Regions from separate parts of the Mus musculus genome. Here region 1 is linked to region 2. The links are chromatin contacts, found by Hi-C or POLR2A ChIA-PET in ENCODE. All regions are on one chromosome and are shown on one strand. Each heading gives the region's core, a stretch centred on a gene start or an enhancer-like site at or near the end of the contact. The rest is flanking DNA. Distances are from core to core; before and after follow the strand shown.

What was found. Hi-C counts contacts between places; a loop is a spot of excess contacts on that map. ChIA-PET counts read pairs that join two places held with the same protein, here RNA polymerase II (POLR2A).
Region 1: a loop to region 2 is called in a map of heart, with 2.8 times the contacts of the local background. The contact joins the promoter of Oaz2 here to the promoter of Rbpms2 in region 2. A Hi-C loop is called at or near these places in 6 of 37 maps with a recorded cell type or tissue (heart and mouse trophoblast stem cell). POLR2A ChIA-PET finds 5 or more read pairs at or near these places in 4 of 5 experiments (Patski and embryonic stem cell).

The regions. Positions count from the first base shown.
Region 1 is chr9:65,674,677-65,677,936 of GRCm38, reverse strand. It overlaps Oaz2 (ornithine decarboxylase antizyme 2), which reads right to left and starts at 1,389. Exons shown (of 5, transcript NM_010952.3): 1 at 1,172-1,389. The coding sequence starts at 1,191.
Region 2 is chr9:65,629,050-65,632,542 of GRCm38, reverse strand. Rbpms2 (RNA binding protein with multiple splicing 2) reads right to left here and starts at 1,961. Exons shown (of 8, transcript NM_028030.3): 1 at 1,646-1,961. The coding sequence starts at 1,714.

The DNA of each region.
Region 1 (3,260 bases), core at 140-2,639, 46 kb before region 2:
TTACAGGGGAAGGCAAAGGAATCATTTCTGAATTGCTAATGAAAGCCAAGATAATACATAAGCAAGTGGCATTACAAATCCTGAGGGATCAGAAAATTCTGGAATAGCTTTGGAGAAGAGCGTCTGTCTGGGACAGAAATGTGGGATATCTGAGGACATGGAAAAAGGGAGGGTAACTAAAGGGATGACTTCTGCCTACTTTGGTTGAAAGTTAAGAAACCCACACCATTTCAAAAGAATAATGCATTTCAAATCCTGGGGGAAACAGGGATTGGGTCTTGAGGTAGGTAACTTCCAAAGGCCCAGGATCTGGTTTTGGAGGCCCTGGAGTGAAATTTAAAAGGGGGTAGCACTTAATGATCTTCCCAGGAAAGGGGAGAGACTAAGTTGGGCATTGTAATGATTTTAAAGAAGGGGGGGGGCGGTAAGATGAGTACCAACTGAGACTTTGTAGTGTTTAAAGGGTAAGAGTGTGTAGAAGAGTGTTGGCAACATCATTGGAAAAACAGGCTGGAGGGCAGGAATGGACTCCATAGTGTTAGAGAAATAAAGAGTGGGGGTTCCCAGACAGGAAAATGGGGCCTACCTGGAGAAGGGTGGGGAAGAGAGTGGGACTGCACATCCCAAGGAGGTGGGAAGAGGGGGAAAGGGTTGAGTTGAGAACTGCCGGACAGAGCTTGTCTTTGGGGACAGCCAGGCAGGGCTGAGAGGAGTCTGCCTGGGAAGCAATTTTCACTAGAGAATGGATTTAAAGCGATTAAGTGACTTGTGGAGGAGTAAGAAAGATTTAGGGAAGATAAGAACCAATTCGGGGAATCTGTGGGAGAAAGCCCACAGTATGGGGGACTGGGCACCGTCCCACTGGGCTTAAGAAAACGGAGCGACTGACTGGCTATGTCCAGGTTTTTTTTTTTTTTTGGGGGGGGGGGGCTCCGGGCGAGGAGAAAACCCGGATGAGGGGGATGGGCAGGGCTGGAGGAAGGGGGCTAAAGGACGGAAGGAGGCCCGATTTCAGGACTCGGGTGGCAGTGGCTGGGATGGCGAGAGGAACAGTGGGAGCGGATGGAGCCCCCTGGGGGCTGGGGGCAGGCTGCGGGGGTGGGGGGGGGTGCGAAGGCCTCTGGAGCTGCGGAGGGAGGATGGGGGCGGGGAGCCTGCGCCGGGCCGTTACCTGTCCTGGGTGTTTATCATCCTCGGTGGCTCTGCTCAGGGTGGGAGGAGGCGGCGCGGGGAGTGGGTAGGTGGACGAGTGGGTGGGTGTGGGGTCGCGCGCGCGGGCCGGTCTCTGTGGGCTAAGTCCCTGTCAGGCCGCGGGCCGAGTGCCCTCCTCTTGCCTCAGCGAGCGCCTGCCTCCAACTGACCCTCCCCGGCCGCCGCCGCGCAACCGCCCCGCCCCCAAGTACCTCATCTGCATAGCCCCACCCAGCGCCGCTTGGTGTCCTGGGAAACTGGGGCCCACAACAAAGGGCGAAGCACCGCCCCGCCTGGGCGCAGGCGTACTAAGGGCAAGCTATCATCTCGGGAAGAGGGGCGGTAGCCAGGGAGAAGAGGGGAAAGAGGTCTCTCTCGATGCCAGGAACTCAGGTTCTGCTTGGCTAAGGCCAGTCTTCATTTCTGCTTTTGTTCTTTCTTAATCATTTATGTATGTTTATTTTTTATACACATTGGTGTTTTGCCTGCATGTATCTCTATATGAGGATGTCAGATCCCCTGGCACAGGAGTTACAGACAGTGTGACCTGCCATGTAGAGGCTGGGAATTGAACCCAAGTCCTCTGAAGACCAACCGGTGCTCTTATCCGCTGAGCCCTCTCCACTCGTTCATGTCTGCCTTTTGTTTGTTTTTTGATACAGTCTTTGTAGCTCAGGCTAGCCTCAGACTCACTGGAAGATGACTTGGAAACCCCCATCCTCCTTCCTTTACTTCCTGTCCTGCCAAGTGCTGGAAATAGTGTGCCTCACCACACTGGGCACTTGCTGCTTTTGGTGTGTGGCCAAACCGAAACCGGAGAATAGTATTTGTAAACCCATGTCACTAAACAAAACAAAATCTGAAATAGAAGAATACTCCTCATAGAGTAGCACCATTTCCAGTGTGAATCTAATCCCACAGATCTTTTCCTTCAATTCATAGTACAATGACAGTGGCTTCCAGCCAATCGGTGCAAGCTGCTTCAATCGATCATGCAAGGCACCTAGTGCACTGCCACTGTCTTACCTGGCCCTCTAATCACAGAGGCCAGGCAGCAATGTACACACACCCCCAAATCCCAGCCACACTCACAGGAGAACCCTAGTTGTCAAACCTGTGCAGTCAACTTAGACTGCAGTCAGTAGAGACTGTGTAAGCCTTTATCTATCTTAGCACCCAGGAAGCAGGGGCAGGTGAGGCTCTGTGAGTTGAAGGCCAGCTTGTAGTACGCAGGCAACAAGTTCCAGGCTGCTTAGTGTAACATGGTGAGACCCTATCTTGGGGGTGGGGGAGGGAGGGGAGAGAGAGAGAGAGAGAGAGAGAGAGAGAGAGAGAGAGAGAGAGAGAGAGGTGGGGCAGAGGGAAAGGGAGAGGATGCACTCTCAGACCACAGTGGTCACCTCAAATCATCCGTTCATTTAGTCAAAGTTCAGTAAATAGCTACATACTATGTGCTTCTAGCATGGGCAGGAATCCAGGAAGCTTCCACAATGGGCCAGGCAATGTACCTACCTTGGATGTCACAATCTGTCCAGAGAGAGAGGCCATCACAATATGAGGTAAGTACTCAGTCTGAAGGACACTGCAAAGAAAGCAACACGCAGAAGAGACAGCTTGAAAAACCTGTACTTTTTCACTTTGGTATTACTCCAAAATGCAGTGGTCAACATGACCTCCACTGCCAAGCTACAGTGCCCCTTGGGACCTAAGGATTCTGTCGCACACACAAGATTTTAGTGTTCAGATCATGGGGATACCAAGGAAGGATGGGGCTTTCACACTACGTTTTACTTTTTCTTAAAACAAAAATTGAAGTGGTAAAAGAACTGTCATGGTTATCCTTAGATATTCAGAACTGTTCTCTGGCTCACCTTGCTGGACATGGTGGCACACGCCTTTAATCCCAGCACTGGGGAGGCAGAGGCAGACAGGTCTCTGAGTTGAGGCCAGCCTCTACATAGTTCCAAGACAGCCAGGGCTACACAGAGAAAAACTGTCTCAAACGATCCCCGAGCTCCCAACAACAAAACCTCAGCAGAGCAGTAATGGCATATTCCCTTAGTTCTAGC
Region 2 (3,493 bases), core at 712-3,211:
CCTGCCCTCTCTCCCAGAAAGACAATTTTTAAAAGTAGCCAGGCCCCACACACTTTTTCCAACTCTTCCCTGTGACCATATGGCTAGTTCCCTTCCCCAGACAGAACAGAACAGGTCTGAGGATCTGGTCAGCCTTTCATTAAGTGTGAAGTCCCTGCTGAGGGCCAACCTTTTAAAAGATGCATAATTTGGGGGTCCTGGAACAGCTTCAGGAAGCACTTGCCCTCCCCGAAATTTCAGCACAAGGGGGTGGGGAAACAAGCAGAGATCACAGACACAACAGCAAACAACACACTCCTCACTTCCAACTCTCAGAGGAGACTCTAAAAACCATTTAGATCAGGATGGGGTGAAGGGCCCCAAAGGTTCAAAGAGGACAAAGCCAACAGTAACCAAGACCAGCTACCACTCACTCCAGAGCTACTAGTAGAGACCTCAGGAGCGGTCTCCCCCCTTCCATTTTCCATCGTTTGAGTGAATCATTGCATATAATTCCCTGCCTCCTTGTTCCAGGATCCAAACCTAGATTATCAAGATGTCTCAAGATGTCATGCCACTGGTGCACTGAAGCTGGTAGCAGGCCTCTTGCTGGCCCAGCCCAACAGTGGGTCATTCTGCACCAACTCATTAGCACAACCAGTAAGAAACATCAGGGCCTCTGCGGTTTCTACCCCAGACCAAGGGGAAGGGCCCTAGGGCTGGATAACTGGCCCTTGGTTTCCTGGGCAAAAGTATGCCAGGGCGGGGCAGGAAGGGTCTCTCAGCCCTGGAGTGACACAGCATACGTTAAAGAGCTCCCTAGGAGCCTAGAACCCATAGTAGTTGAGCCGGCCTGCCTAGTTTCCACTCGAAGTTACCTTAAAGGTTTTTTATCCCCCACAAGTACGTCGTCCTCACCAGGCGATAAAACCACGAGCAGTGATGATTCCTTGACGCGGTCTCATAACCTCTTTTTCTGCATAGGGCAGCTGGACAAGATTATGTCACCTCTCCTTGGAAGATCCCACCCTGGCCAGTGTGGGGTACTGGCTTGGCTACTAGGTCAAAGGGCGAGAACAGGGGATACTCAAGGCTTCTAACTTCTCTCTTTTCCGACTTTAATTAAATTGCCGGCTCAACTCTCTGAAGAAGCCCAAGTTCTGAGACAGGGCGAAAAGCCCGCCTGCCCACTGAGACCACAGCTCTAACCTAAGCGCAGGGCAGCCGGCCAGGCCTCCAAGGTCACGGGGAGGGGGCGAGGTGGAAAGGCTGGAGGGTGAGCCAGCTTCCCGCACCCACCGGGATAATCCCTCTCAGCTCCTTACAGTCGGGGCGGAGGTCCAGGCCACCCAGGAGGCGCGCCTCAGGCGAAGCGTAAGCCCCACCGGGCTTGGGGAAGGAGGGCAGCGGGAGTAGGACCTCCGCGGCGCCCCGAGCCCACCACGGGGACGCGCGCCCTCCTCGAGCCCCGGAGGGCGGGGAGACAATGCCGGCCCCGCCGGGCTAGTTCAGGCCGCACGCCTCCGCCCGCTGGACATGGGCTGCTCCTCCCCAGGGCGAAGGGCAGCGGAGGGAAGGCGCCAGGAGCGGTGGCCCGCAGGACCTCGCGCCGCCCGCGGCCCCGCGTGCACCTCACGCGCGCCGGCTCCCGCGGCCGCACACCCACCTCCTCCTCCAGCGGGCTGCCGGTGCCCGCGCCCGTGCAGTGCTCGACGTCCGGCTTCAGGTTGCTCATGGTGAGGGGGGACGCGGAGAGGGAAGCGGGACGCTCTGTCCCGTGGTGGGCAGGGGCACGGCGAGCCGTGCGCCCCCGAGGAGAGTGCGAGCTGGTGAGGAAAGCGGCTGCTGCCGCGTCAGGCTACGGAGAAAGGAAAGGGGGGGGGGATCACATTAAGTTTGGCGGGTGCGGGAGGCGGCCGGAGGGGCAAGGCACCGGGAACCCGAGGGAGCGGAGCCCGTGCGGCCACCGCCTCCGGCTTTTCAGGGCGGCCCGCGAGTGCGCTCGCGGCGGCGGGGGGCGGGCGCCGGAGGAGGGGGCGGGCGCCGGAACCGGCCTCAGCTGGGGCCCGGCCCGCCCCTCCCCCGCCCCGCCCCCGCCCCGCGCGCGGTCTCCGGGGGAACGCGCAGCCAATCCCCGCAGCCCAGTGCGGGCTCGCCCCGGCCCCGGCCCGGTCCCCAGCCCCGGCCCGGGCCGCGACGCTCCGGCCTTTCTGCCTTCCTTGGCTCCGGCGTTTTCCCGACTCCGCTTCCTTGGTCGACCCCCACCCCCTTCTCCCTTTCTCTCCCCGACTCGGCTCCCTTGCACCCCACCGTTCCCTTCTCCCAGACAAGTTTTTTAAACTTTGATGAACTCTCTCAGAGAACTTTTCTTAAAGGAGCCGCGCGGGCTTGGGTGGAGCTTGAGGTGACCCGCACGTTGCATCCCCAGCCAGGGCGAGGGCGGCGGCGGCGGCAGCGGGGCTCCCGGTTTCATGCCCAGATGTGGAGGTGTAGGCTGTCGCGAGCACATCGTTCGCCCCGAATTCCTGTCGGGTCCGGGCCAGCGGTTCTCTTCGCGCGAAGCAGCCGGGGACCGGGTTTTGGGGGTGAAGGCGAGGAAGGGGTAGGGCGGCAAACACCTGATCTTGAGCAAGTCACCGAGAGTTTTTTTTTTTTTTTTTTTTTTGGCTGAGTGACCTTGAGGAAATCACTTCCCCTATCTGGCCAGAGGATTCCAGCCCAGTTGGTGGGGATTAGAATACAAATTCTTTCCTCACTCTCACAACCTCCGTCACCTCAAAAGAGGAGGTGAAGGAAGCCCAATCCTTTTTAACTTCAGGAAGGGGGGGTACCTCGACTAACCTAGAAGGTTCCGTTCGTTACCTCCACCCCGCTTTTAAGACTTCTCACGGCTCGTTCTTTTTCCGCTCCAATTCCGAACCCCAGGGTGGGGGAGGGAAGAGCCGGCTGACGCCTAGGGCGGGGTCGCCTAGACTCCCACCCAGTGGTGGCGGGGGGGGGGGGGGGGGGCGGCCTCAGGGCCGGATTTTCCCCCAGGCCGAATAAATGCTGACCAGGACGTCTCCTGCCAGCAGCCTGTAAAAAACCGGCACCTACCTGAAGTCGCACTGGAAGAGTAGCGGCCCTGACTGCCCTGCGGAGCCGCCAGAGCACTGGGGTTCTTTCGTGCGCCCCTGCCCATGGGTTCCTTTATGTGCACTGAGACATCCCAGCCGCAGTCCCCGATAATCCTTGAGCAGCCATAGCTGAGAGGAGAGCGGATTGGGCTCGGCTCAGGTGTCTCCCGGTGGGATCTACTGCCCCGACTCAAAGCACGGAACTTAAGTCTTGGTAGCGGGATTCGGGGCGTGAGGCCGCGCTCAGAGGCGGTCCAGGTGAAAAAAAGTCTTGGTTTGCAGCCCCCTTACCAGTTAGGAACCTTGACCTTGGGCATTGGCTTAGTCCCTGGGGACTTCCCTGTGCGGACCTGCCAAATAGAGTTAGCTCCATCATGCGTGAGAGCTGTGCTGTGACT